Linked DNA regions of Mus musculus: regions 1, 2 and 3 are each linked to region 4. The links are chromatin loops, found by intact Hi-C in ENCODE. Cell type or tissue: heart. All regions are shown on one strand. Links, peaks and the distances in the headings refer to the core of each region. The heading gives the core; the rest is flanking DNA. Region 1 holds the start of Senp6 (SUMO/sentrin specific peptidase 6). Region 2 overlaps Myo6 (myosin VI). Region 3 overlaps Myo6 (myosin VI). Region 4 holds the start of Myo6 (myosin VI).

Region 1 (7,633 bases), core at 1,008-6,007, 97 kb after region 4:
GAAACCTGTCTAAATTGTCTATCACAAGTGAGAAGGAGCTGCATGACCTCAGTATATCAACAGATGTAAAAGAAACAGTCAAAGGTGGAAAAGAAAATTCAACACAAGGACAATACAAAGGATCCAATAAATAGTAGCCTCTTCCCTCTAGAGAAGTCACAAAAGCACACAACTAGAATTCCCCTTACCAGTTAAAACATAGTCTAGAGCAAAGGTATCCACTTGAGACTTGGGATCCTGCAAAGCATTAATTCCCTTCTCAGTCCACTCAGGATCAATGAATGGCATTAGTTCCTAGTACCTCAAGCTCAACCTCAAAGAATGAACCTGGAGTTTTCCCTTACTTTCATCTTAAGTGAGCAATGTATGAGTAAATCTTACAAACTCTATATCAAACTATCCTCTGCCTACTGACTCTCCTTTTCCAATTTCCAAGCCAGGCTTACTTCTTTCTATCAAAACTGCAACAGTGTTTTGTTTTGAATTCACTTCCCTTTAATTCTTGCACTTTTGTTAATTTATTGCAGAGAGGACTACCAAAGTGACCTTTAAAAAAAACAGTCTCCTGTATCGTGTATCCCATAGGCATGCCCTTGAACATTTCTACTTCCGCCTCAAAAGTGCTGGGATCATAGACATTCACCACCCTGTCTGTTTTATTACCAAGCTGAGGATCAAACCCAAGGCTTTGTGAAACCTAGGCAAGCACTCTACTACTGAGCAAGTACTACAGTATGTGTTAATTATATCAGGATACTTTTTGCCCCTAGTTCTCCAAAGGCTTCCTACAGCTTTGAAAGAGACATAGTTTCAATCCTGTACCACAGAGCTTCTACTGCTCTCACCATTGTTTGCTCTAAACCCTGACCTGTGTCTTCTCCTTTGAGTAGTACCTCAAGACCAAGGTGTTTTTTGTTTTTTGTTTTTTTTAAGACACCTTTCTTGCTTTCTTTTGTTTCTTTTGTCTCTTCTCTCCCCCCACCCCACTTCTCTCTCTCTTGTTTTGTTTGGTTTGGTTTGGTTTTCCAAACAGGGTTTCTCTATGTAGCCCTAACTATCCTGGAACTCACTCTATAGCCCAGGCTAGCCTCAAATCAGCCTGCCTCTGCCTCCAGAGTGGGGAAATTAAAAGCATGTGTCACACTTTTCTTAACTTTAAAAGCATAAAATAATGTTTCCATCATTGTTCTCTATGCTTCCTCTGCAGCCTTTTGCCCGTTGTAATGACCCAGTTTATTCATTAACAGCAAGTTTGTTCCAGGCATAAGAATATGATAGTAAAACCACAAGCATCCGGATAGCTTTCACCGAGCTTTTATTTTCATAGGGCTAAGAAGCACAAAGGAGTCATTTGATAAATTGATAAGAAAAATAAAATAGTATTCCATGTAGTTGCATGCAGATTCATGAGCACAGGTGGCACCAGGGCATTATAAACAGTTGTTTAGTTTGAGCAAACCTCAGTAAACTGATAGAAGTTCTGGAAACCATGGATAGGACTGTTCTAAATGCATTGAGGTTTTTTAACTTGTTGACAGTCTCCTTCACTAAATGTTCCATGAAGGTAGTGACTTTTAAATATTTCATTCACTGTTTTATTCCAGCCAAGCAGACTAGACTATTAAATATATTTGATGAGTTAAAAACAAAACAAAACAAACAAACAAAAAAACAAAAACAAAACCTACTTCCATTTTTTCCAAACTAACAGAGAAAAACCAAAGTGTAATATAGGGATCTTTAAAAAGTAAGCCTAGAGGCTGGAGAGATAGTTTGTAGGCTAAGACCACTTGCTGCTCTTGCAGAGGACCAAAGTGCAGGGCCCTGTACCTACATAGTGGCTCACAACCTTCCATAATTCCAGTTCCAGGTGCCCTCTTTTGACTTTGTGGTCACCAGGCTTGTATACATTGCACATACATGCAGGCAAAGATCCAAAATAAACTAAACTAAATAAATAAATGTTCTTAAAAAGGTTTTAAAATAGTAATTTCTAAAACCCTCATATCTGTAATCCTTGAGCTGAGGCAGGAGGATTTCCAGAAGTTCAAGGCCGGACTACATAATGTGATCCTGTCTCAATTTTTTAAACAAAAAAAAGCTGGATGAGACAAGATGAAACCCAAACTTTCACATCTGTACATTTACAGTGGAGTAAATTAGAATAAACTAACAGCAATGGAAATCAGATGAACTCTCAGTGATGGCTTTGTGCTTGTATTATGCTGTGTTTCATCCACTCAGAATTTAAACTCAATTAGAAGCCCATAGAAGCCCCAAACCTACAAAAACCTACACGTATAATCATCTGCCTAGAAACTATGAACATCAGAAAACCATCTGGTGAATTTCCAATTTCCAAACAAAAACACAGGCGCTTAAGCACCGGCTACCTGCGAGCTACTACTCCTCTCTCCGCCTGTTGGCAGGGGTTCCCTACCACGGTCAAATTAGTATGGAGGTAATATGAAATGAAGTCATGAGAACATACTAGCTTTCCTTATCATAGAGGACAACCATTCCCCACGTCTTACATAAAGTCCGGTCTGCAAAGTAAAGAAAGCTGCTCCCCCCCCCCCCCCACTTCCCTATTCTCAAGTACAAAGAATAAAGAAAATTACTTTTCCTCTTAGTCTCCATTCACAACCCACTCGGTCAAGGAGTAAACAAGGCATAGCCTCCCTCCCGTTACCACTAAGAGTCTTTCTTAATTTTTTGGTTTTTTTTTTTTTTTTTTTGGTTTTTTTAGTTTTTTTTGTTTTTCGAGACAGGGTTTCTCTGTGGAGCCCTTGGCTGTCCTGGAACTCACTCTGTAGACCAGGCTGACCTCGAACTCAAAAATCCGCCTGCCTCTGCCCCCCGAGTGCTGGGATTAAAGGCGTGAGCCACCAACGCCCGGCAAGTCTTTCTTAATTTTAAACTACATTTTCTTAATTCTGTAATATTTCTAAATCATATCTTAAAGCATGGCCTGGATATATTTCATCTAGAAAACAAAATCCTGCAATTACCCCCAAAGAGTAAATATACTTAACAATTACTGAACGCGGACTTATTTTCCTAAACATATTTACAAATCCGATTACCAGGAAATTTAAAGTCGAATGAACGTTTACGTTCCCGGTTCACAACTGCAACTAAATGTACCTGTATTATGGAAGTCCCTTTACAGCCATAGGCAAAAACCAGTATCGTTATCCATTTACCACCACACCAAACCAAAATAGACCTTTTAAGCCGGCTTGGTCCACCAACTGAAATAGTTAACTCTGCTTCACAAGCGACTAAAAATGGGAACACACCCTAACTCTTTTACCTTCCCCGGCTGTCTCCAAACCGACACTTGGAAGCTCATTCTCTCTCTTTTTTTTTTTTTCCACCTCCCATACCTGCTTTACAAAGTATAAACAACCAAACACATCTCACCGGAGTTCGGGGCACCGCCGGGTCTAACCTGCACCCCGAGGGCAGCGGCTAGCCTGGGAGCTTTTAACCACAGGGCAGTGTTAACCACCACCTCTCCCCCTGCCTCCTTGGATCGGCCAGTTTCAACCAAGCTTAGGTCTGAAACTTTCCACGAACGCTTAAGAAAGACGCGGACGAAGTCTGCTCCTCACCCACTAGGCACCCATCGAGAATATGGAGGTGGGAGCGAGCCCAAGCCTTCGGCGCGCCCCTCGCAGGCCGCCCTGGGCCTCGGCTCGCTGCGCTACCACCGCGCCGCCTCGCGCCGGCCTGCCCGAGCCTTGGCCCGGGCGGACCCGAAGTCGGCGCGCCTGCAGCGCGTTCCCAGCGGGCCATCGGCCGTCCGGGCCCCCGTGGCCCCCGCGGCCCCAAGCCCACCCGGAGCAGAGAGCTGAGTATCACGGCCCGGGGGTGGGAGACACCCCGGTGTCGGCGAATTTCGCCCCCGACTCTCCCCCGAGGGAGACCCGAGCGTACCTTTCAGGAAAAGAGCCCCAGCGCTGCCACCGCTCTTGCCCGCCGCCATCTTCCTCCTTCCACGCCGCCTCCTTCTTACTCCATGGCCGACACCGGCGCGGTGCTGGCGGGGAATGGGGGCCGCGCGTCGGGAGGGTAGCAGCCGCAGGGTGGCGGGCCTCGGGCTCGACCTCCGCGAGGGGCGCTCCCCGCCGGCCGGGCCCCCCACACAAAAGCGGGCCTGACGGGAGGCGGCGAGGCCCACGGCCTGGGCTGCTTCTCCTCAGGCGCCTACCGGGGACCGTGAGCGGCGGCGGCGGCGCTTCCCGGGCCCGGCTCCCCTCGGCACACGACTCCCCATCCACCGGGCCGCGCCGGCCTCTGAGGAGCTCCCTCCGCTCCCCTCCGCCCCGCTCCGCCGCTGGCTCCGGAGGACGGAGAACGGAGCGAACGCTCACACGCCTTCTACGTCCCGGGCCGTAAAATGGCCGCAGCGGCTTGAGCCGAGCGAGGGCTCCGCGACCGTGAGGCGCCCGCGACCCCTCGCTGCTCCAGCAGTGGCCGCCGCCGCCCGCCCACCCCGCCCAGGCGTCAGAGCATCAGCCCAGGCCTCGGCGACTGTCCATGTGGACGGGGGTGGGTCTCCGCCACCGCCGCGCGTCGGTCGCCACAGCAGCCCCGCCGCCGCTCCTCCCCCACCGGCCTCCGGGCCCGCCCCGCCGCCGCCGCCGCCCCAGAGCCTCTCTCTCCCTTCGGGTCCCTGCTCGCCCCCCTCCGGGCTCGGCCGAACCCGAGCCGGGGGCTGTCGTCCTGCCGGCCTGGGGTGGCCTTGTCTGGCCGGCCTTGGCGAGGGACGAACAAAAACCCCTTCCTCGGAAGGCCCCCATGGCAGAGCCGGCCTGCGAGCGCTTGCCAGCCTGCCGGCCAGGTATTCTATTTGGTCGAGTCGCACCACAAATTCTAAAGAAACGCTCCAAGTTCTTGTCTGACCCTGAATTTAAAACGTGCCATGGGAAGGAAAAAAAAAAAAAATGAAGCCAGGTAATTGGAAAATAAAATTGTGTTCACATCCATCTTCCAAACAATGCATATATGATATGATTGAGCCAGTACACTTTGTGTGTGTGTGTGTGTGTGTGTGTGTGTGTGTGTGTGTGTGAGAGAGAGGGGGGGGGGGGAGAGAACACAGTAGACTATGATACAATTTGAGGGGCTTTTTTTTTTCTTCTTTTTTCTTACAAACCCCATGTAGTGGTGTAGGTTTTTCCCAGTCCATAAAGGGATAGAGACAGGTGGATCTCTCTGTCAGATGGAGGCCAGCCTGGTCTACAAAGGAAGAGCCTGTCTTCAAAAACAACAACAACAACAACAAATCCATGAAAAATGCAGAAAATGAAAAAAAAAAGTTACAGAAATTCAAGCCCCTTAGCTGTGTGGTCAGCTAATAAACATTTTTTTCTTTCCTTTCCTTCCTTCCTTCCTTTCTTTCTTTCTTTCTTTCTTTCTTTTTTTTTCTGGTTTTTTCAAGACAGGGTTCCTCTGTGTAGCCCTGGCTGTCCTGGAACTCAGAAACCCGCCTGCCTCTGCCTCCCAAATTCTGGGATTAAAGGTGAGCTAGCGCTACCACTGCCCGGCTACATTTTTTCTTTAAAAAAAAAAAAAAAAGTGGGTGGGGTTGGGGGGAGGGTGTTTTGCCTGCATTTAGGGTGGGAAAGCTGCTTCTTGTAGTTACTTCAGAGGCCGGAAGAGGGTACCCAGGCTAACCAAACTGCTGAATCCATTTCTCCAGCCCTTTGAGTGAAAAAGTGAAACATAAAAAACAAAAGATTCTAGGCCTTTAGGCCCAGGCTTGAGAATGTGACCTTTGTGACTCAATGCTCCATGGTATGCTAATCATAAAACAAATAGCGGCATTCCTCCAGCAACCTGCTTCCTGGGTTCAGGGCATGTTTGTTCAAAGAAAGTCACCCTGACCCACCCTGACCATTGCTGGAACCCTCTATGCAAATATGCTATTGTTAGAGGCTCCTAGAAAACTGTCTTGACTTTCCACTTAACTGGTATTTTTGGTATTTTCCAACAAAGCCCTCCCCACCCCCTTGAGTTATGGTTTCTTCCTTTAAATACCCCCTTACCCAGCTACTCTGGGCACCACGGTCCTCTACCCCTTCGTGGTGTAAGACTGTGGGCCCAAGAGTGCTCTTGAAATAAAAGTCCTTTTGCAGTTTGCATCAAGACCATTTCTCGTGAGTGATTTGGGGTATCACCTCTCCTGAGTCCAAACGTGGGGGAGTCCTCACGTTGTGGGTCTTTCATTTAGTGCATTGGCCGGGAATCGCGACCACCCCTCACACCCAGAACCGACTTGGAGGTATAGGGATCCCCCCTGGAATGTGTGTGTGCCGGCCGGTGTCTCTATTCTGAGTGTCTGTTTTCTGTTTTCTGAAACAAACGTGCACTTGTTGTGTTGGTTTGTTTGTCTGTGTCTCGTCCTTTGTTTCTGAAGCACAGAGCAGCCTGAGTTTGGATCCGTCTGAGTTTATACTGATCAGCCTGAGTTTTGGATGCTGATATGCCTGAGTTTATACTGATCAGCCTGAGTTTGGATCCACCTAAGTTTGGTTTCTCTGGTTTTGGTTGTCCCAGTGGAAGCGGATGATGGGGTTTTCTGAAACGCACACTTTGTATTTGCAGCTGTCCTCTCGGACCATAAGGACCGGAGGACTGTGATCGGCAGACGTGCTAGGAGGACCACAGGCTGCTGCCCTGGGGGATGCCCTGGAAAGTGGGGAGAGCCAGGAATGCCTGGTAGTCTCTGGAGATTGGTCAGAGGGACCGAGTTCTGTTGTTGAAGTGGAAGCTTCCCTCTCTGAAATCGTCTAATTCTTTTGCCTGCTTGCGGAGGACAAGAAAGGGTCACGTGTGTCTGGATCTGTTGGTTTCTGTTTTGTGTGGTTTTGTGTATGTGTTTAGAGCTATGTGAAAATCTAGAGAAGCGAAGGTAATGCTCATAGGTGCTTTGTACCCTGACTAGAGATAGTTTACACATAAGAGAACAGGTTTGAGAAAAGCAGTACTCTCTGACTATCTGGGGATAATTTGGTGAAAGAGAAAAAGAAAAAAATAAATATACAGGATCAATTGGTCTTTGGAGTCCTGCACCTGTAGTTAGAAGTCTAGTGTGACTGGAGGAGCCCTGCTAGGAGCTGATTGTAAACGCTGCTCTTAAAGGGACCAGCAGCTTCTCAAGTTCTATTGTAAGGAAACTGATGACTGTTTTTCCTACAAATATCTCTGTGCTTGTGAGTATTGAATTCATCAGGTAACAAGGGGCTCCTCTCTTGAAATTACAGCTAACAAAAAAATTAAGAAGTTTGTTTGGTTTAAATAAGCAAATGTATGCAGCCATTTCATTTTTGTTTCTGAATAGTTTTAAAGGTATAAATATGTTTTATATGTCTTGGTTATAGATTATTGGCTCATAAGTTATTGGTTATGATCAAAAATTTGTAACATTGGTAACAGAAAGTTGGCTTAAAACTGGTAACTCTGGGTTGGAGTAATTCAGAACATGTGGCATGAGCCAACCCATGGAAACAGGTCTCTAAAGATACTCCTAATATTCTATGTAATTCTTATCCTAGAAACCAGACTTATAAAAGATAGGATTTAGGGCAGTGTCTTTTTGAGGTATTGGCGGCTGCAACTTCTT
Region 2 (7,633 bases), core at 1,104-6,103, 93 kb before region 4:
CAAAACTATATTCCAACTTTATTATTTTTAGCAGCCGTGTTCAGGGGGTTTCTCTTTCCTTCAGCTGTACAGAGTACAGCTGCAACACTTTAGATGAAAATGTTTTAATTTTAGTACTAATTAGCTTTCTCTGAAAGCTGCATAATTCAATGCAGGCATGAACTTATAAAGAAGTTATGTCAACTGAATCACGAGAAGAAAAGGTTTCTGATACTTCACCTTGATGGTCAACTTGATTCAATTGAGAAGTAAATACCAAGAACATTGTTAAAGCACACCTCTGGTGTTGTGAGGGTCTTTCTAGAGATTGCTACCAAATAGAAAGTCCTACCCTGAATGTGAGAAGTACCATCTCAGGGGCTGGGGGTCCAGGGGCAACAAGAGGGGGATCAAAAAGCTACCATATATAGTCATATCCTCTCCCTGCCCCCCGCCCCCTCCCCTCTTGCCCTTCAGGATGTGAGCAGCTCTGCTCCACCATGATAAGGCTGAACACTCTGAAACCTCAAGGCAGGGTAAACACTGCCTTCTTTTGCTTCTCTCTAGTATTCGGTCATAGCAAGGAGAAAGGTTACCACAACAGCTTTAGACAAAACATTGTTGTATTTGTTTGTTTGTTTTTTAAATCAAATACAAATTAACAAAAGAAACCATGCTTACCGAAACCAGCAATATCCAGGACTCCAATAAAATAAGAAGATGTTTCAAAAGGAAAGCACTGATTTACCCTGTTCACCACGTGATCAAAGAGATGGCTATAGACAGTCTTTGCCAGAGCATCGCGAGCATTGTTTGCCTGCTCCACTTTCAGGGGGACCCTAGGAACACAAGAGTCCAAGGAAAGGTCCTTAAAGGGACAGGTTGAGAAAATACTATTGCATACATAAAGTCAAAGTGTATCTGAACATATTGCCTATACGGAACAATTAGTTACCAAGTTTCAGGTGAGTAGGCAGAGAAAATTAAAGAGAAAATTACAAGAGACATACTGTAACAATGAACTAAAATTAGATTAAAATATACTACTGTACAAAAAAAGTCTTTTTTTATTTTGTCTTTCCAACTCTTGTATGTAGTGTCTATATGGGATGATGGTATTCGATATTGCAGACACAAATGCAAGCTGTTTTCCTCCACAAAAATTAGAGTCTAATAAAAAAGAGCATATCATAGAGGGGGCTTTCCAAATGCCAGGCCAGATCTTAAGTACTGAGTGTAATGGGAAAATACAGAAAATGTCCATTGTTGAGTGACTTTTAAATTATTCAAGCATGGACTGGGCAATGGTGGAGCACCTTTAATCCCAACACTTGGGAAGCAGAAGTGGGTAGATTTCTGTGAGTTTGGGGCCAGCCTGTCAACAGAGTGAGTTCTAGGATATCCAGACCTACACAGAAACCCTGTTGAAAAGTCAACATAAAACTATTCAAGCATGCTTAATATGGTACAACATACATACAATTCCAGCACTCAGAAAGCTGAGGCAGGAGGATTGTGAGCTCAAGGCTAGCTTCAGCTACACAGCCAAACCCTGCCTCAAAAATAAATAATACATAAGTAAATAAAATAAAGACTTTTTCAAATAAACTCTATATGAGAATTCCCTATAAGTTTGTGTGTATACAATACAGAAAACATGAAAGAGCTATTATAAAGTAGTATAGAAATGGGGGTGCTCTTTGTTCAGCATGAGTGGTACTGAAGAAAAATAATTCATTGGCTAATTCATTAACTTAAAATACTGTATCACTAGGAAAAAATGTGAGGCAATTTTCTTGTTTTTGAGACAAGGTCTTTCTGTGTATCTTGGGCAGGCCTCGTCACCTTTCTGCCTCAACCTGCCAAACGCCAGGATTACAGGCTTGTGCCACCACACCTGGCTTTGTTGCAGTTGCCAAATATTTTTCTGAGTAGGTCACTTGTGTTTGTTGCTACCATATTTCAAATAGGACAGGACTTTAGAAAGGGATGGAGAATAGACTTTTTCCTTAAAAGTCAAGACTTTGCATTGCAGTACTTGTGAATGGTAAGCCTAAGTACTAATTTCATGCTACTGTATCTCAACCCAAAATTCGTAAAATATATGTTATTAAGCCGATACTATGCAATCTGGCACAATCTGAAACTCTTGGTTACTGATTTTAAAAGGCTTAGGAGTTTGGGAAATGGCTCACATGATGAAGTGCCTGTCACAGAGACATGAGGACATACATTGGGATTGTGCCCATGTAAAAGCAAGTGTGGAGACTCCATCTGGAACCCAACTGTGAGGAGGGAATCTCTAGGACTCCCTGGGCAGCCAGGCCAGCTAAGTGGATGAGCTCTGGGCTCCGTGAGAAACCCTGACTAGGAAGATGAGCGGGAGAATGGTTGGGGAGGATACTCACGCCAGCCTCTAACCTACACACACACACAAGTACACAGGCACCCAAGTGCATACACACATCACACTGTCACACTGACATGTACAAACATCATGATCACACACATGCCCACACAAAAGACAAGTGAATAAATACTTCCAAGGGGACAAGAAATAAAAAGAAGTGGCTATGGCCTTATTTTCTATCACTTGTGATTTTCTCTAAATGAAAAAAAATAGTAAGTGTAACAAGAAATTCCCTTTCCCTGGATATGCTATAGAGTTGCACTTAGTAGGAGCTTTAGTACACACCATTTATATGGAAAAGAACTTTTGAAGGAAAAGACTCTGTTGCCTAAACAATCAGACACTTAAGCCACGTACATTTTTATAGCTGTGCAAAAGCAAATCTCGCCTGTTTAATGAATTCCAAACTTGTGTCAAGGAGAATGTGTCCAAGAAATAACTCCAAATCCCCATTTATTTATGTGATCAACTACAGCTGTTGGAAGCACAGAATCCTGAACTATCTGGCACAGCTTGAGCATTCAAATGGCAAGAAAGAATGAATGATGCATAAACCCTGACCTTAAACCTCAGGGTTTTCAGAATCTAAATGTTTTTTCCGTGACAGCCCACAAGGCAGAACTTGTGCGGAGCAATGAGGTAGGGCTTACTTTATAACGGTTCCTTTGGTGCCCCCTGCTGTGGTGAGCATGACTCGAGTGGTTAAACTGACTCGAAGATCATCTTGGTCCAAGCCCAGCAGCTCAGCACAGTATTCCAGGGATGGGGCAGATTTGTTCTTCAGATTGCAGCCACCTAAGAGGATGTTTCCGTGTGAAGTCAATAAGCACTAGGTAAATGACGTCTTCTAGGGTTGTTTCTTCGCATTTTCTTTACTTATGTAACATTATGGGATAGATGACGCTTGCTTTTAACTTTCAAACCCGGCTCACTTTTTTCCCTGTCCTTGTTGGACACCCCTTCTAGCAAGTTCAACAGGAAACCCTAACCTGGGACAGAGCCACAGGGAAAGAGACCCTTCCCAACAGCAGATTCACATTCCACGGTTTCCATTACCTGCTGCCAACTAGACGCAGAACTATTGTGGAAAATTTCAGAAATAAATAATTCTTAAGTTTTCACTTCTGAGCTCTGTGACAGAATTGCCTGCCACTCCCGCCAGGACTATAATCCCTTTGTCTGAGAAATCTACATTAAAATTACACACAAGAGGGAAAACCAGGAACCCATTCGTTTATTTAAATGTTTCTTCTTCTTTTTTTTTTAAACTGTACTGCAGCATTTCTTACAAGAATAATGCAGATCAATATAAAAAAAGTTTTTAATCTTGAAAATGCAAAAACTGTAAGATAATATCTATATTACATTAATGTCACTCACTCCCTAAAGATGTTCTCTAAGCATTTTTATTACTGTTATGTTGTTTATTGTGATATTGTTACTGTTATGGCATACAAGGTGGTTGCATGGGATTTTTAAAACATAGGTAGTCCTAACAGGTACTCTCTACACTTCCACTAAATAAAACAAGTTTTATGACATCGGGGAGCCTTACAAACATGCATTAGAAAAGGAGCTTTTCTGCACAAGTCACCCAAGGAAGTTATAGGAAGTTACAGGAAGAAGAGAAAAAAATAAAACCAAACACCTCATTTTTAGTTAGCGGGACATGTTTCATATCCATGGAAGGACACAGAAAAGAATGGAGATTAATATAGAAAAGTTTAGCTCTTAAAACAATAATAATAATAACAATAATAAAACTATCTAATGTTTATCTCACCTCAGTCTCCCTGCATGCCTTCTATTTCTCACACAATAGAAAGGATTTTTTTAAGAGAGAAAGTAAGCACATGCCATGCCCCTATTGATCACTTGCACCCATCAGCTGGTCACATGCCCCTATTGATCACTCGCACTCATCAGTTGGTCAGATGTCCCTTATTGATCACTCGGCACCTTTCAGCTGATAACATGCTATTTCTGGTGCTCTATACAGCTTCATGTCCTTCCTCAGGGCAGTAATGAGAGACAGGAAACTCTCATACCACTTCCAACCACTTGCCATTTCTATCATTCCTATGTACATCAACTATTCTACACTTACATTTATTTTTTGTATTACTTAGCCACTCCCACAAGCTCCCTTCCTGTAGTGATGCTAAAGTACAAGTGAAATGCATGTCTCAATATATTTACCAAGGAAATTTTCCAAATCCTCTTTTTAAAAATCTCTGATTATTAAGGCATATTCCAGGTACCTAATTTTGTTTCAATGCATTTTCACTTCAAAGAAAATGAAGAGTGGTCTGTGTTTCATTTGATTTATTTACTTACTATCTGCCAAACACCAGTGTTCAGAACATTTTGTAAATACTTAACTCATTAACTTCTCTTCACAACTCAAGTTGGAGGCTATTATCTCTCCATAATGACATAACTGAGACAAAGGAGGTACAAGGTCATACAAAGAGATAGCACATGATGAAGCAATTTGACTGATGGCCATGTGATCATCCAGTACGCTATGTTATAGCTAACGTTATTCATGGGATCATTGGACAGTAGACCTGAAAGTCATTGAAGACTGTCTATCTTAGTCTGTTCACTCATGGATGACAAGGCTCAGTGGCCTGAAGGTAATGAGAGACAGTTATGACAATTGTCTGAGCTAGTCAAGCATGAGTAGAACCAGGGCCTCCTGTCTATCACTTTATTGGTAGCTAAGCTCAGCACTATTATGCAGGTTCCATGTCTGCAAAAATGGAGGCATCTCCAACCTCATCATTTTCTATGTTTCAGTTATGACTATGAAGGATCTTATTGCATAGAATACATTTTTCTCCCAGTGCTTGGGATCAAACTTATGGCCTCAAAATGCTAAGCAGAGCTGGGTCCCATGGAACATACCTGTAATCCCAGAAGCTCACTTTGAGGCCAGTCTAGGCTCCATGAGACCTGTCTCCAGCCAGGGGAGATGGCTGAGTGATTAAGAGCATGTTCTGTTCTTTCAGAGAACACAGGTTCAGTTTCCAGCACCCACAAGGTGGCTCACAACTGCCTGTAATTCCTGTTCCACAGAATCTTACGCCCTTGTGGTTTCTATGGCACCAGGAACACATGGAGTCTGCATACACTCATACAGATAAAAATGAAAAATAGAAACCTTCAAATTTTAAAAAGGAAAGATGGGAGCAGAGAGAGAGAGATGGAGAGAGGAGGAGAAGTTCTCCACACTGTGACAATCTCGAGCCCAACCCATTGTTTCTTAAGTGGCCTTCCCCTCTTTCTCTGGAAGTCCCTTCCCTATACATATACCACTACTAGGAATTGTACTTCTTAAAGGTACTCATGTATTATTTCACTTTGCAAATGAACGCACCTGGGGGATCTCAGTCAAACCCATAGTGTTGGCCGCTCTATTAAGTGGTGCAGCAGACTCTTAACTCGCACTTAGTGTAACTTTCTAGGAAAATGTATTAACGCAAAGTTGGAAAATATTATATTCTAAAGGGTCAGGTAGTAAATATATTTGGTTTGATGGGACATGGTCTCGACTGATCACAGCTTTGCCACTGTAGCATGCACACTGGCATAAACAATACACAGACGATGGGTGTGCCATATTCCTCTAATACTGTATTATAAAAGCAGGTAATGAACGAGGCTTGTCAATTTCATACTCAGATATCAAATCTGCAATTTTGAAAAAGTCTTATAGTTTATACAGAAATGGAACCATTGAGAGTGAAAAGGCACTATCTTGATAGCACTTAAATACTTTTGAACATCATTAAGAAAGAAACATTTTTATCTCTCACTAAAGAAGGATGTACTGCTTATATTAAATCACCCCAATTAACTGATTCAAGTTTAGATCTATGAAACAGAGAAAGCTAAAAGTGTATGTTAATGGATAAGAGAATTATTCTCTTAACTAGTAAATTTTTTTAAAATATGAACTTCATAATAGCTAGTAATTTGTTCATGGCCATGTAGCATTCATTGTCAAAGTCACCATATATCAGAAGACATCACAGAAATTTGGTGTAATTTTGACAAACATATAAACAAATCACTGAATACTCATACTCATAGCTAGGAGAGAACAAACATGATCCTTTAATGAAAATATAAAAGAAATAACCTGAAGTGCTTCCGGCTTCCTCAAAATCAATATTTCCAAGGTGCAGGACACCAGCTACAACTCGAAACAGATCAAGTTTTTCTTCATCATCCAAACCAATTTTTTTCATGGCTGTGCACATCCTGATAAAATCTCCATGGTCGTCTAATAGAGGATCCTTCAAGGAACCTGCCTTAACATACTATAAAACAAGAAGTGTCAACTGACTGGTCTTTATGTCATTCAAGTAAACTAAAAACTACAACAGCGGGTCTATTAATGCAATGTATGACATGCAAAAATAAAATTGTCAACAGAAATTTGAACACATTTAAAAACAGAATGGAATAGGAAGTGTTTGCAAGAGTGCTCTGTGTTATTTCTTAAAACTTCAAGTGAGTCTATAATCCTTTCAATAAAAACTTCAACTAAAACAATGGAGTAAGATGCTCTGTAGTTAAATCATGATGCTACCTCTAACGTACTATAAGTCTAAGATGTTAAGAAAGAATAAATTAGTGAAAAGGGAAGGAATGGCTGAAATGAAGTGACAGCCTCCGATCAAGAAGCAATCGGGTAGTAATGGGTGTTCATCTGGCTCTGTCATTACAGTAAGAAAATGTTCCACAATAACCCAGGTAGGTTACAAATATATGCATTTTTTCTCAATTAAAAATAAATATGCAAAACACAGGACAAGTGAAAAGCATCGTAATAAGGAATTTAATGTTCCAATAGGCATGGAACTAGGTTAATGGCTGACAAATTACATCCGTGTTAACCAACAAATCCAGATAAGGTTACTGTGTCTTCATGGCCTGACAAATAGTCCTGTAACATCTCTATGTTGTATGTATGAGGTGAGGTGAATTATTACACAATAGGCTAACTCCAGGAACCCATGCAAGGGCTTTCTGGATAAAAATGAAAACATGAACAGAAATTCTGTTTCTCTACTAGAAGAATTTGCATCTTAAGTATGCATGTGAGGATCTAGCAAACTCAGACAGAGGGGGAAGAAAGTTAGGCCTGCAAAGCTAAGAGAAGAAACAGAAAGAGAAGTTACTAGACTCAGAAAAACCCACCTAGAAATTTTCCAGAACGTGAGCACTAAAGCT
Region 3 (7,633 bases), core at 1,780-6,779, 73 kb before region 4:
TACCTCTATTGAAGTTGTTAGCCAATGAGGTCCCAGAAACCCCAAATATTACCTGCTGGTTGTAAATGCTCTTGGTTACCCTCCAAAACCTGACAGTAAGACCCCTATGCTATGGCTACAGACATCATATACTTGAGTCAAAAGACATGGAGAAATAAAGCTGGTACTGACCTGGAGGAAAGCCTCATCCCCATTGACTGGCATTCCTAATGCAGGGAGGGTGCTATGCATGCTACTAGAGGAGACTAGCAATCCAATCTTATCTAAATGTGAACCATGCAAACTTCAATGACCATGTAATGTGCCTGGTAAGATATGGTCACTGGTGCAATAGTGGCATGGATGCCATAGGAGTAACCAACCACTTTCTGTTTGGATTTAAGGTCCTCTGCACAAGGTGAAAACCATGGATGGCACAGTTATCAGGAGCAAGAACCAGTGGCTATCCAAATCATAGGACATCCTATTAGTAATATTATAGCTAATAAGCTATAATGTTAAACCAACTCTCAACTACTTCTCATTACACCCATAGATTACTGCATCTCTCAAATCTCATCAGAAAAGGTTCTTTTTTAAAGACCTATTTATTTTTGTTTTATATGTATTGGTGTTTTGTGTGAATATATACTAAGTATAATACATATGTACAGTGCCCACAGAGACCAGAAGAGAGCATCAAATCTCTCTAGAATCATAGTTTACAGGAGGCTGTGAGCTATCATAAGGGTGCTTGGAGCCAAACACGGGTCAGCAAAGCTCTTAACTACTGACTTATCTCTCCATCCCAAGACATCTTTTTTTGGCATTTGATGGTGATTAACACAGATTCCTGCAATTGGTCAAGCAAGGTTCAGAAAATAATTGATTGTGGAATGCTCAGTCCTATATAACACTCAATCCAACTATATCATAACTTCCTCCTCCCGAGGCTCAGGGATCACTACAGAAGAGGGGGGCAGAAAGACTATAGCAGCAAAGGTGGTGGGTGATTATAAGGACAAGGTGCCTCTGATACAAGAGGATGGTTGCATATATGAATTCACAGAGGTTGTAGCAGCATGAGCAAGACCTGTACAAGCTCAGAGTGTTCAAAATCCAGCATGGAATTGGGGGTAGGAGGCGGGCATGAAGTTCCACTCCTAGCTGAGGTAGTTAGTGGTTGCCAGAAGAGACAGAGTTGGCTTTTGGGGCCCTTGTAGGTCTGACATGCTCCAGCTGATGACCCCATGCCTACCTATGAGTATACAGGCAGCACTAACAGGACTCAGTACAGTCTTACAAATAAAAGAATGAAGACACAAAGAAGGGCGGGATGGCATAGGGAGTTGATCTGGGAAGAGATGGGTGTGGATAAGGAATCTGAGCAAATTACAACGTATAAAATTTCCCAGCAACACAAACACTTAAAAAGTAAATCATGTGGAATTCTGCTCTCTATATTATTAAATTAAAAAAATCATATAAACCTGTCAACATTTCTAAAACAGACAAAGTTAAACTGGTTTAAATCTCCCTAACTTAGCATTATGTATATAGAATTTTTCAGCAATTTTTTACACTATAATAATCGAAGCTGTAATGTGTCATAAATGGGCAGGTAACACAAAATCGGCACGATTACTTCTGTTAATGTGACTAAACTTAAAACAAAGTTGAAATTCATTCCCCCCAGAGAGCTTCACACTGCGCAAAATTAGCTACACTCAGAAAGATAAATATCACGTGTTTTCTCTCCTGTGACTTGAAAGCAGGAGGGAGACTAACTTATGAAGAGGGGGACCAGCAAGAGAGGAGAGAGGAACCACAGAGGACAAAGAAGAGACTATTAGAAAAATACATGACACAACTTCCTCTGAAAATATCATCATGAACTCATTTTTTCAAAACAAACATTTAAAAAAATAATTCCAAAGTAATTTGGCTCAAGAAGACAATTATTTTTCATCCCAAACATGTGCCACCCACATGAACAAAAATAGCTTTACAAATAGCTTTCCTCCTCAGAGCAAGCTCCAAGCAGGATTGCATGGGTTTTCCCATCAGTCCACTGTGATTGAAGCATCTGTCTGCACTGTGATGCTGCTGCGAGGGGAACCTTTGGGAAGGAGGACCCACTAAGAGGTCCTGGAGACATACTCTGAGAGGGTGGTTTCTCACCTGACACCTTGGGTTCTCACGAAAGAGGGTTGATGTAAAAAGAACAAGCCTGGAACCTCTGGCTGTATCCAGAAAACACTACATCCTTATAGTCAGCCTCCACCTCTACTTTGAGAGTCTTTCTGCCCCCTCTTCCACAATGATCTCTGGGCCTCTACTGCTGGCTGGAGGTCAACTATGTGTTCCTGTAGCTATCACTCTATGCCATGAAGGGATGCAACCAAGGGATGCAACACTGCAGAGTCTGTGCCTTGCTATGGTTTATGAACCTCCCAGACTGTGTGCTAAATAACCTGCTTCTTCACAAAGAGGTATTTCAGTAGTGAGACAGACTGACAAATAGGACCCTAAGCAGCTTCCCACTGTCCAATCTACGAAGGTCTCCTACACCTCCCCTCACATTGCCATTCTACATACCCTGTAAGTGGTAAAGGCTGTTAACTTTTCTCCAGTGATGAACTTCATCATATTCAGATTCTAACGACAGTGCCTCGTGAAGGCTGATAAGTGAATATAGTGATTTGCATCAGAGCATCTGAGAACTATGAGTCAGACGGGTATTGCACTCCTTCCAGCTAGCATGCTGATTCTGCTTGTACACAACGACCAACTCTAGAGGTGAAGCCTAGTTACACCAAAACGAAAGCACAAGGGGAAAATCTAAGGAGAAAGAGCAGCAAAGATGCCCAGCTGCCAGCCATGCCTAAGTACAAAGGCTTGGCCAACACATCCAACTTTGTGGGGATACATGTAGAACGAAAGGTCCAATTCTGATTGCTTCCTCCATCCCTCAGTGCCTCAGAACTGGGTTCTTCAGGATGACAGGCTGAAAAAGTCAAGACAGACGCCACTGTCTTCTCACTTAGACAATGATATGAAGCATCTACTGCTTGAAAGACTGTAATTTTATAAAGCTATGGTGCAAGTTAATACAAAGAGAAAGCCTGCTATTCAAGTCTTGCTGGGTGGTGGTGATGTACACCTTTAATGCCAGAACTCAGGTAGCAAAGGCAGGTGGATCTCTGAGTTTGAGGCCAGCCTGGTCTACAGAGTGAGAGTTCCAAGACAGCCAAAGAGGAATAAAAAAAAAAGGCAAGCCAAAATAAAACAAAACAGTTCCAGTCCTACACATGTAACATATTTACAAGTGATATCTAAGGTAAGAGTGAGGTGGCCCTATCCCTGAGTTGTAAAAGAGACTGCCTTTGAGATGGGAGTGATCATAAGGACTGAAAATACCAGTAGAGCCAGACATGGTGACATTCTGTCAATCCCAATGTTCAGAACGTAGAAGCAGGAAGAGAAGCAGGAGTTCAAAGCCATACTCAACTATCTATTGCACTCAAAAGTTGCCTGGTATATTTAAGTCCCTGTCTCTGTCTCTCTCTGTCTCTGTCTGTCTGTCTGTCTGTCTGTCTGTCTGTCTCTCTTTCTCTCTCACTCACTCACTCACTCAAAAAGGTACTCTTAAGTTGTCTTTTCAATGGAGCAGGCACACCTCAGAGAGCACAGGAATTTGATAAATAAGAATGCATGACTGACCCCATGAGTTGGCTACAAAGTATTCAGGCCCTCCCTGTGTAGGATACATGCTCCTAACAACACTAATACACCCAAGAGGCATACAGGCCTTGCAAAATATGTATTCAACACATGGTGTCTTTTATTAAATAAATAAACTAAGAGAACAGCATTTGCAACCTTGTACCTGAAGGACTGGCCAGGCATGTGGCTGACATTTGTGACCTGACCCGTGAAGGACTGCCCAGAGGTGTGCCAGGCATCTGAGAGCCTGAAGAAACTCTGCCATCAACACTAAAGAGTGTGCACTCAAACTCTGCCCCAGCCAGCTCTGTCCCCTTTACATGTGTCCTTTTCTCTAGTTAATATCCTCTGTCACTCTAGCAAGCCTTCTCTGTGCTCTTGTCTTTCCTTCCATCTCCTTCCTTCTCCTATCCCCTTCTCTTCCCTTATTTTAGATGATCTGTCCTTTCCCTCTTTTGTTTTCCTTCTGACTGGCTTTCCCACAGACCACGGGCTAGCCTAGTGCATGGGTCTCCACACCTCAGCCCCCTGAGGACGGGAACCCTTAGGTTATTTGACTGGTGTGCTCCCCTCTCTCTTTTCAGCCCCTGTAGCCAAGGCTGTCCTACCCTCACCTTGTCTATACTGTTCCGCCTTTTGTTTATTTCCCCTCCTCTCGTTTCTCTATCAGCCTGGTACTAATCACTAGTGTAAAGTGATTAGTGAACCTTTTCCTTCCCCTCTTATCTACCATGGTTATTAATTTAGAACACACTTTGCATCTAAGTGGCAACTGTTAATTATTACTGTGCATCCATGGTGAGCCTACACTTCTACGGTGACTGATTCTATGGGTTGTATTCCACTTTAGGGGACTACTGGAAACAGCACCTGGTTCCAAATACCAGGCTAGGTAAGAAAAATGGCACATCATCCTACTGCAGCCTAGTGTCTCCAGCACAGTGTAAACATTTCCACTAAAAGGTAAGTTTAAGATAAATAAACAAACTCCATAAACCCCATAAACCTAACCTAACCCCAGATGTTCAAAACTCCAACGCAAAAATGGAAAAAAATGGCAATTTGACACCTCCAAAATTACTAACCCAACAGCATACTCAAACTTATGGGATATGATGAAGAAGTTCTAAAATAGAAATTTATGGTAAATTTATGACAAACCCTTAGCTAAGCTAACTAAAGAAAGAAAAGGGGCAGGGCAGTGGTGACGCACGCCTTTAATCCCAGCACTTGAGAGGCAGAGGATGGCAGATTTCTGAGTTTGAGGACAGCCTGGTCTACAGAGTGAGTTCCAGGACAGCTTATATTTAAAAAACTGCTAATCAAGGAGATCTCAAAGAAACACATAACAATGCATCTTGGGCTGTGAAAGATCAAAACGAGCTAAACTGAAATTCGGTCAAGAGAAAGAAATAGTTAAGATCAGGTAGAAATTAATGAAACGGTAAAGAAAAGAAAGAATACAAAGAATCACTGAAACAATGATTCTTTGTATTGGTCCTTTGGAATAAAACAAACATGACTGACAAACCCTTAGCTAAGCTAACTAAAGAAAGAAAAGGGGCAGGGCAGTGGTGGCCCACGCCTTTAATCCCAGCACTTGAGAGGCAGAGGATGGCAGATTTCTGAGTTTGAGGACAGCCTGGTCTACAGAGTGAGTTCCAGGACAGTCAGGGATACACAGAGAAACCCTGTCTCAAAAACAAAAATCAAACAAAAACAACAACAACAACAAAAAAAAAAAAAAAGAAAGGGCTAAAATTCATAACAGTTGAGATGAAAATGGAGACATTACAACAGATACTAGGGAAATTCTCAGACCTATATTCCACTAAGATGGGAAACCTCAATGGAAATGCTCTATGTTTTCTCTTATGGAGATGACGGGATGATACACACAGTTAGATGGAGATAGTAAAGCAAATGTGATAGGAAAATAGAGCTAAGCACCTGAAAAAAGTGTTCAACATCCTTAATCATCAGGGAAATGCAAATTAAAACAACCCTGAGATTCCACCTCACACCAGTCAGAATGGCTAAGATCAAAAATTCAGGTGACAGCAGATGCTGGCGAGGATGTGGAGAAAGAGGAACACTCCTCCATTGTTGGTGGGATTGCAAGCTTGTACAACCACTCTGGAAATCAGTCTGGCGGTTCCTCAGAAAATTGGACATAGTACTATCAGAGGATCCCGCAATACCTCTCCTGGGCATATATCCAGAAGATGTCCCAACCAGTAAGAAGGACACATGCTCCACTATGTTCATAGCAGCCTTATTTATAATAGCCAGAAGCTGGAAAGAACCCAGATGCCCCTCAACAGAGGAATGGATACAGAAAATGTGGTACATTTACACAATGGAGTATTACTCAGCTATTAAAAAGAATGAATTTATGAAATTCCTAGACAAATGGATGGACCTGGAGGGCATCATCCTGAGTGAGGTAACACAATTACAAAGGAACTCACACAATATGTACTCACTGATAAGTGGATATTAGCCCAAAACTTAGGATACCCAAGATATAAGATACAATTTGCTAAACGCATGAAACTCAAGAAGAATGAAGTGCCCCTTCTTAGAATTGGGAACAAAACACCCATGGAAGGAGTTACAGAGACAAAGTTTGAAGCTGTGACGAAAGGATGGACCATCTAGAGACTGCCATATCCAGGGATCCATCCCATAATCAGCTTCCAAATGCTGACACCATTGCATACACTAGCAAGATTTTGCTGAAAGGAGCCAGATATAGCTGTCTCTTGTGAGACTAGGCCGGGGCCTAGCAAACACAGAAGTGGATGCTCACAGTCAGCTATTGGATGGATCACAGGGCTCCAATGGAGGAGCTAGAGAAAGTACCCAAGGAGCTAAAGGAATCTGCAACCCTATAGGTGGAACAACATTATAAACTAACCAGTACCCCGGAGCTCTTGACTCTAGCTGCATATGTATCAAAAGATGGCCTAGTCGGCCATCACTGGAAAGAGAGGCCCATTGGCCACACAAACTTTATATGCCCCAGTACAGGGGAATGCCAGGGCCAAAAAATGGGAATGGGTGGGTAGGGAAGTGGGGGGAAGGGTATGGGGGACTTTTGGGATAGCACTGGAAATGTAATTGAGGAAAATACATAATAAAAAAAAAAAGAAAATAGAGCTAGGAAGGTTTTAAGTGGAATGGAGTAGAAATGATGAAGAAAACAAAATGGGCTTGTCAGCTCAACAGACACTTGGTGAATAGGGAACAAAAAACCCAGTAAGTGACAAGGCAATGAAAAGACATTTTAAAGCGTGACTGAAGGGTACTCTGCATGAATTAGTCATGCTGCTCCCAGACCAGAAGCCACTAGCCTTTAAACCCAAGTCCCAGAGCCTTGTGAGTTATTGTCCAGGGACACTAAAGAGGTTCCCAAGACAATGGGAATGATTGCCATTGCTTTTGGTCAACCACAAGAACTAGACAGAAAGACTCTATTGCTAAAGACACCACACACGTGAAATGCAATGCACAAATAAACTGAGCTGGCCGACCTAACTTGAAGTGTCATGGCCACTAAGTTCTTAGTGCTGGAAGGTGCTGTGTAGGCTGCTTCGGGGTAAAGCATCAAAGGCCTTACTGGGCTGGAGATGCTGAGTACCATAATACCAACCTGCCAGGCAAGATGTTCTCACTGGTGCAACAGTGGTACAACTATGGGGGGGATGGTTAGTAATCATATCTCAGTCCTTGGAAATAAACATATATCTGGTACAGTAAACCTGGGCAAAAGCTCATGGCATCCTATGAGGAAGCCTGACACTGATATTAAGCTAAATGGATATGTAGTCAAACTGCTGTTTAAATATTTATATTTGTACCTTATACTACTGCTACAATCTGCATTGGCCAGAGAAGAGCTTTTGGGAGTAACAGCTCACGCCTG
Region 4 (7,633 bases), core at 946-5,945:
TCAGAAATCAGCCTGCCTCTGCCTCCCAAGGGCTGGGATTAAAGGCGTGCGCCACCACCACTATTTTTTATTTCTTAAAGCACAACTATTTGTTCATAGCTATATGCCAAGGCCTATGTGGGGTAGTCAGAGGACAAATTCACAGAAGTTGTTTCCTTGAGACCCAGGTATCCAACTAAGGTCATCAGGGTTCCAGACAAGTGTTTTTACCTGCTAAGCATCTCCCAGGCCTAGATATCTTAATCTTGAAGCATGTTTCCCTCCTAAGGTTAAAGCTAATTGAATAACATTTAAAAGACAGCTACTGTATTAAAGAGCAACAATCTAGCTCATTTGAAGGACAAAAACCAAAGTTCCATCCTGACCAGAAACATCATATACTGCTCAGCTACAATGAAATCAATCCAGGATTAGATTGCAGTGTTAATTCCTATAAACCCATCAAAATGAAAAGCACATAATACTTAATACATGCTGGAACCACTCCAGACGTGATGCCAAAGCATTGGGTCACTGCTCAAGGCCTTGAGAAAGAAGACAGAATTCTCAGTTCGTTCTAGACTCCATGCATGGCCTATCACAGTTTACCTAGGGTACCGACTCCTAATCTCCAGATCAGGCCTACAAAGGGCTCTCAATAGTTCACCAAGTAAACCGAAATCAAGACAACTTCTGGGCAAAGGAGGAGAGAGGCTTTGTTGTCAGAGACTTCCATGTGTACTCAGAGTCTGGACTTTGCCCCTCCAAAGCTACAAGCAAGTATTCATTCTCTGAGCCTCTGTTTTCTCCTCTATAAAAGGAAAGGCTGTCAACCTGGAATATTATTTTGTAAATCAAACCTTTAGGGGTTTTTTTTGTGTGTCACATCACTACTAAATCGCCAGCTCATAAACTGTTAACAAAGTATCTCTTTCTGGGAATCACCATTATACTGTGTGAGATTTATTCAAATTGCAATGTGTTTTTCAAATTGCAATGTTTAAATAAGATGTTCTAATATAATATATATAATAATATAAATGAAACTCCAGTACCCAGGGCCTCACACACACACACACACACACACACACACACACACACACACACGCGCGCGCACACACACACACAAGGCAAGGTCTTTACCCACTGAGTTACACTCCCAATCCTGTACCCTAAGTGGAGTTTTGAATACCAAGAGAAAGTTAAAAACTAGAGAATGGTTTTTTATGTGGAGTTCTTATGGATTTATTCAGACCTTGCATGGTGGAAATCTTTAAAACCATCTAAAGGCCTTTCAAAACCCAGATACAGTCCAGTTGTCTAAACAATAAGTGATCCACCACAGACGCCAGGCAAAGTCACAACAGGATGAGCGAGGAGCCTTCGGCTTCTCTCCGATTTCCTGGCCACTGTTATTTTAAAATTTGATCGTGTAAACAAGGGAAAATCCCTTTCGGACAAGTCCCATGGACTATAATTTGCATCTTTGTTTTTAATATGTTGTAGCTTCTATGAAAAATCATAGTTGTTCACTTTTTCTTGCTCATGTGTCTAGGTACTAAAGACCATATGTAAAATCTATACTCCACGGCTTTTTAACTGTATAATCGCAATACTCTTTTCTTAAGGGTTGTATTCTGTCCCTGCCTTTTACAAGTAACTTTTGAAAACAAATACAAAACTTGAAAGGAAGAGGGAAAAAAATGGGTAACAGATCACACACACGAAATAAAAACACTACAGGCCGACGAGCATCAGACTAAAATGACTTCTATTTATCACTGTGCCTGTTTACTCCTGTGCAACTGCAAACACAGAAAATGGGCAGACATTTAAAAGTCAATGAGCTGTTCTGAAGAACTACATTGTTTCTGGGCTTCCTCTGTCCCCCTTGTAGCATTTGTGGCCATTTCTAAAATTAATGCTAGAGAGCACTAAGGTAATTTTTTTTTCACTAAACATTTCCCAGTTGGAAAACCACAAGCCAAGATGTCTTGAAGTCGAGTTAATTTGTACAGAAATGCTGCTGTTCCGCAGCCAACCTTTGGACCATGACCACCACCAAGCTCAAGACTCAGATTTTATGGTGTTACAGCCGAGCCTCAAAGGCTGTTAAAAGTCTCAAGCTGACTAACTATATTCGAAAATCCTGCAACTGTAACACGAGAGCAAACTAAAGTTTTATTCAACACATATGAAATCGGAGCAGCGTTTGTGTAGCGCTCCAGCAGTATCTCCACATTGGGATTTAAACAGCTCTGCCCTACATACTTTATGCCGGATAAAATGTATCTTTGTGTAAAAGTTCCTGACATAGATTATCTAAGAATGGCCTTATCAAATTATTTCCTATTTTAAAATACAATCCACAGCTAGCACGTTTTAATTAGTTTAAGACGATTTGGAATTAAATAACAAAGTTATTTTCAGCAACACATCCGTAAAACTCACACTCAAAATACTAGAACGCTTAGGAACTAAAATTCCAGCTTTATAGTATGCTACCATGGTCTTCTTCGACACAGCTAAATTATTAATGGTATCAATTGATCTTTACTCTGACAACAAACTAGACTGTGTAGCTTTTTCACTGTGTTTCGAAAGGAGAAAATAAAACTATCTTGCAGTGTCGGGTGGGACTCGTCAGGTGACAGGAGCCCCGCTGGCCCGGGAAGGGGAAGCCAGAGCTCCAGTCCGCGCCGGGCAGAGCAGAGGCCAAGGCGGTGAGGACAGGCAGGCGGGCAGGCGCCCACACTCACCCGGCGAGGCAGGTGCGCGAGGGGTCGCGGCCGTGGAGAGGCTGCCGGGCTGCGGGCGCGAAGGGCAAGCGCGACACCGCGGCCGAGAGCGAGCACCGGAGACGACAGCACGACGGCGGCCGGGATACGCTTCCTGCTGGGACAGATCCCGGATCGGTCTCCACCCGCCGGCCAGAGAGCCCTGCAGAGTGCCCAGCCTGCGCACGTCACTGCTACGGAGCGCCCAAGGGGGCGGGAGGCGGGGCCGGAGGCGGGATTTTGTGGGACCGGGGCGGGGCGGCTAAAGAAAGGGCGGGTCTTCATTGGCCAGTGGGCGGGAACAGCCTAAGGGGCGGGGTCTTGGGGCAGAAGGGCTGAGAGGGGCGGGGTCCTAGGCAGCAGGACAGGGAGGACTCGCAAAGCGTAGGGTCTTGGGAATGAAGGAGCAGAGGGACGTGGCCTCAAGTCAAGGAACGCCGGGGCGGCTGTGAAGGGGAGGCCTCAAGAGCTAGGGTTGAGAGGGGCGGGACCTCATGAGGCGCCGGGGAAGGGGGTGGTTGAAGGAGTGCTGGGTAGGGGCGTGGCCTAATGGCGTGGGGCAAGAGAAGGGCGGGGCCTCAGGTTCCGACCGCATCCCTGCATCCCTGCAAGCCAAGGGCTGCAGGTAGCCCCTCATGACATTCCCTACCTCGCAGTGGTAGTTGTTTCCACTGCCACAGCGAGGGACCACAGCAAAGAGTCAGTTGAAGAAAAGTTGAGAGTGGGACAGGCGAATTGCGGAGGAACTCGCTTGTGGGGATTAAGGGTGGCACCGCAGCCCATCTAGGCTCGTGCTCCTCACCTGCCTGCGTCAACTTCCTGTTCAGCCCTTGGAGGATTGAACCACGGAAGAAAATTTTTTCTTCTCTGGCTAGCCTCCCATGCAGATATCATATTTACTTCTTACAGCCCCTGTATTTCCACCTCGCCCCCTTTGTTGTTGTTTATCTGGACTCTTGAGAGAGTCTCGGTCTGTAACCAGGCAGTCCTGGAACTCATCATGTAGCCCGCGCAAGCCTAAGAATAGTGACAATCCTTGTGGGCTGGTTTTATAGAACTGAGCCAACTGGCCCGCTTTATCTTTCCGGTTGTTTAATTTTACTGTCCTTATAAGGTCATATGTGGGTCATCTTTTTAAATTAAATATTACATTCCTATGCAAATTTGAGAGCAAACATCTCCTTTACTAGAAAAAAGAGGTTAATATGAAAACAAAATAAGGGGCTGGCAAGATAGTTCAGCCAGTGAGGGTTCTTGCAGCCCATCCTGAAGCCCAGCATGTTTCAAGGAGAGAAACAACTCCTCATATTGTACTCTGACCACTGGGCTCTGTCTAGAAGATTCCCAGAGAAGACAGGTTTCAGGAATTCAAACTGGACCTGGTGCCTCGTGCTTGTAATTCTAGCTACTCGGGAAGCTGCATGTTCAAGACCAGCATGGTCAGTTAGTAATATCCTGTTTCAGAGAGAGATGGGCTATAACTAAGTCCACGGTAGAATACTTGCCTAGCATGTGAGGCCCTGGGTTCAATCCATATCACCACAAAAAAATGGTAAGGGAAGGGTCAGGCATTCAGAGACGACCCAAATGACTTGATGAAAAAGCTACCTTCCACTGAACACATTTCAAATTCGTAAGACAGTAAGTAAAATTAGGGAAACTAAAAAAGAGGAAGGAAAACCAAGAAAGGAAGTAATTTACAGCAACCACAGAAATGTAGCTCCAAGATTGCCAAAAGAAAAATCTCAACTATATCAAAGATTGTAAAATAAACTAAAACCAGGGGCAGACTTATTTCTCAAATTCCAGTACTAAGGTGAGAGAGGGGGATAGAGGGCAAGCAGAACCCTTGGCTCACCATTGGCTCACCCTGGCCAGCCATTCTAGCAGAAAAGGAGAGCTCTGGACTCACTGAGACCCCACTACAAAAAATAAGAGGATGAAAGACTGAAGAAGATGCTTGTGTTGGTTAGGTTTTTTATCTGTTTTGCTTTGTTTTATGTGGGTTTGTTTTGTTTTGTTTGGCAAAACTTCATGCAAGTTAGAGTCGTCTGAAAGGGAACTTTAGTTTTTAAAAATCCCCCATCAAATTACCCTGTAGGCAAGCTTATGGGACATTTTCTTGGTTGATTGATAATTGATGGAATTAATTAATGGAAGGACCCAGTACACTGTGAAAAGTGTCATTCCTGGGCAGGTGGTCCCAGGGAATATAAGAAAGCAAACTGAACAAGCCAGGATGAATAGGCCAGTAAGTAGGAATTCTCCTTTACCTCTGCAACAGTTCCTGCTTTCAGGTTCCTGTTTTGAGTTCCTGTGATGGATTGAGAGTTGAAATAAACCCTAAACTGGCTTTGGGTGGTGTTATATCATAGTAATACAAAGCAGACTAAGACAATGCCTAACATAGGGCTCCTACCCAAATATATTGCAGGTACGCAGAAATAATTGGCTTTTTAAAATGAAGATCATGGTGCTGAAGAGATGGCTCAGCAGTTATGAGTACATAGTAGCTCATAAGAGCTTTTAAATCCAGCTCCAGGGGGAAATCTCATAGGCTTATTCTGGCTTCATCAAGCACTGCATTCCTGTGGTACACAGACATATGTACAAGCACAACGCCCTACACATGAAGTAGGTAGAATAATAATAGTAATGATAATAATTAATAATGATAAATTTCTTTAAAGGAAAAATGAAGATCGCTACATATTTTTAATACATACCTTACTTAAGTTTGAATTTGACATAAAGATAATCTGTTTGTAAGTCAGTAGAAGGTGTTTTATTTACAGTTGCTTTTTGTAACTAATGACATCCATGAGTCTTACCCTTTGTCCCTGCTTTAATCTGTTTCATCTCTTTACTTCTAGCCTCATATCTCTCTGCCCATTTCTTCTTTCTACCTCCGACTGTTACCATTTTCTGGGCCACCATCACTACAGATCTTAGATAATCATAACCACTAGTCCATAGTTAGAAATCCAAGTGAGTGGTTCTCCACTATCCTCAGTAGAAAGTCCAAACCCCTTAAGATTCCTCTTCTCCTGGACCCTTACCTACTTGGAGACTGGCTCTGTGAGTTACCCCTTAAGATACCTTCCCCTGGACCCTTACCCACATGGAGACTGGGTTTGTGGGCTACCCCTTAAGATACCTCCCCCTGGACCCTTACACGCTTAGAGACTGGCTCTGTGGGTTGACGAATGCTAGGCAAGCCCAGCAAAACTGAGTTACATCAGTCCTAAAACACCTGGTAAGATCCTGAATCTAACCGTCTTTCACGAACTGGTTGTTCTTGTTCAATTAGTCTAGTGGATTATTCCTTCTTTCTATCTTTTTTTTGGGCTCTTCGATGGTCATGTGATCCCACAGTTCACCACTGTGTTCAAGCCGACAAGCTGAGCCACCAGGTATCTGTCCTGGGAATCGCTGTCTTCTCCATGCTTAGCTGCCCAATCTCATTTCTACCCACAGCCTTCCTCCATGTCTCGTACTTTACATTCAAGTCATTCTGAAGGGCTTTTGTGTCCCCAAACACACACTCTATGCTATTTACTACACTGGAGCACAGCCAGGCTAAACCCAATTATTCCTTCAAAACAAAGCCTGCTTGTCCTCTCTAAGAATTTTCCCTACCCGCCCTGATGGTAAATCCTAGGCATAATTCAGTTCTGTCCCCATCCTTCACTTAACATCTACTGTACAAATATCTCTTATAATGCATATTGTACTCTGGCCACCTATGTGTTCTTTTGTGTATTCTCTAGTTAGCCTGTACACTCTTTGAGGGCACAATAGACTATCCTTTGGATTTCAAGTGTGGAGCACAGTAGCTTTTTCGTTAAGAAGTGCCTACAGGGCCCAAGATATAGCTCAGTGGTAACGTACTTAATGCTAAATAAATAAATAGTGCCTAGCATTGGTGTTATTATGAATAAAGAGGAAAGATGGACAGATGATGATTCTGGAAACTGCATATGTTATCATCAAGCATAATGGAAGTAACTCTGTCTCTGTGACCCAACCCCAGTCCATACTTACATGCCCTAAGTCTACAGCTCGATTTGACCCTCCACAGTCCCTCCTCTTTTCTAAAACAGGGTCCCATATATCACAGGCAGGCCTGGGACGTGCTTATAGCTGAGGCTGTTCTTTAACTTTCTTTTTAAAATTTAATTAAGTCTTTGGCAACTTCATACTTGTGTTATGTGATTACTATGGAGACTTCTGAGATTTCTCCTTCTACCCCTATCTCCTAGACTGTTAAGATCACAGACACTGTGGTTTACACAGTCCTGGGGACGAGCCCCAGAGCCTGGTGCCTGTTCTCCTGGGGACAAACCCCAGAGCCTGGTGCCTGCTTGGCAGGCCCTCTACCAACCATGATATATCCCAGCATGGATGGCAGAGGCTATCCCAGAAATTCTTTCATTTGTTTTCCTTTCTTTTTTTATTACTTTTGTTTATTTATTTGTGTGCATGTGTGTGTGTGTGTGTGTGTGTGTGTGTGTGTGTGCACTCGCACATGTGAAAGATCAGAGAACAACTTGTGGGAGTTGATTCTCTCTCAGACTCATCTCCCCAGGCTTAATGACAAGTGCCTTTACCACTAAGCATACTTGGCTCATACCTCAGAAATTCTCCACCTAAAGATCTATAGATATCATCCATGGGAATGCCATGAGCATCCCCCTCCTAACCATATGCAATTTTTTATGAGTTTTGATTTGTGTTTTCAGAAATTCATATTACAGGTTCATGAAGGGTCTGCTTTAAAGGGTCTGTGATACCAACTCCTAGAGTAACGTAGACAGAATCCCTATGGGTGTGATGCAGAAACTCATCTTTCTGTTCAAACTAACTCAACTAATGCT

Evidence for each region. A loop is a pair of places that touch in the nucleus more often than their neighbours do. Peaks named below come from ENCODE experiments on the same cell type or tissue, not always from the same donor. Only the 100,000 strongest peaks of a DNase experiment are listed, where the experiment ranks them.
Region 1: it touches region 4 in a loop (5-fold over the local background); 5 of 42 quality-filtered maps call a loop at or near these places.
Region 2: a loop joins it to region 4, with 2.2 times the contacts of the local background. A loop is called at or near these places in 7 of 42 quality-filtered maps.
Region 3: a loop joins it to region 4, with 2.4 times the contacts of the local background. A loop is called at or near these places in 5 of 42 quality-filtered maps.

What each region holds. Positions count from the first base shown.
Region 1 is chr9:80,063,882-80,071,514 of GRCm38, reverse strand. It overlaps Senp6 (SUMO/sentrin specific peptidase 6), which reads right to left and starts at 4,612. Exons shown (of 24, transcript NM_001311110.1): 1 at 3,943-4,612. The coding sequence starts at 3,991. In heart, for the core only: a CTCF peak has its summit at 3,700; DNase peaks (open chromatin) are centred at 4,014 and 4,584; H3K4me3 peaks cover 2,992 bases; H3K27ac peaks cover 2,730 bases.
Region 2 is chr9:80,253,964-80,261,596 of GRCm38, reverse strand. Myo6 (myosin VI) reads right to left here. Exons shown (of 33, transcript NM_001039546.2): 11 at 6,537-6,717; 12 at 3,040-3,184; 13 at 661-818. Among named protein-coding and RNA genes, the nearest start is that of Gm27227, 7.7 kb to the left of the region's middle. In heart, for the core only: a CTCF peak has its summit at 3,059 (motif pointing left); no DNase peak of the experiment used is centred there.
Region 3 is chr9:80,233,684-80,241,316 of GRCm38, reverse strand. The region is part of intron 5 of Myo6 (myosin VI); the gene reads right to left. Among named protein-coding and RNA genes, the nearest start is that of Gm27227, 28 kb to the left of the region's middle. In heart, for the core only: no CTCF peak of the experiment used is centred there; no DNase peak of the experiment used is centred there.
Region 4 is chr9:80,160,335-80,167,967 of GRCm38, reverse strand. Myo6 (myosin VI) reads right to left here and starts at 2,934. Exons shown (of 33, transcript NM_001039546.2): 1 at 2,739-2,934. In heart, for the core only: no CTCF peak of the experiment used is centred there; a DNase peak (open chromatin) is centred at 2,947; H3K4me3 peaks cover 2,782 bases; H3K27ac peaks cover 1,436 bases.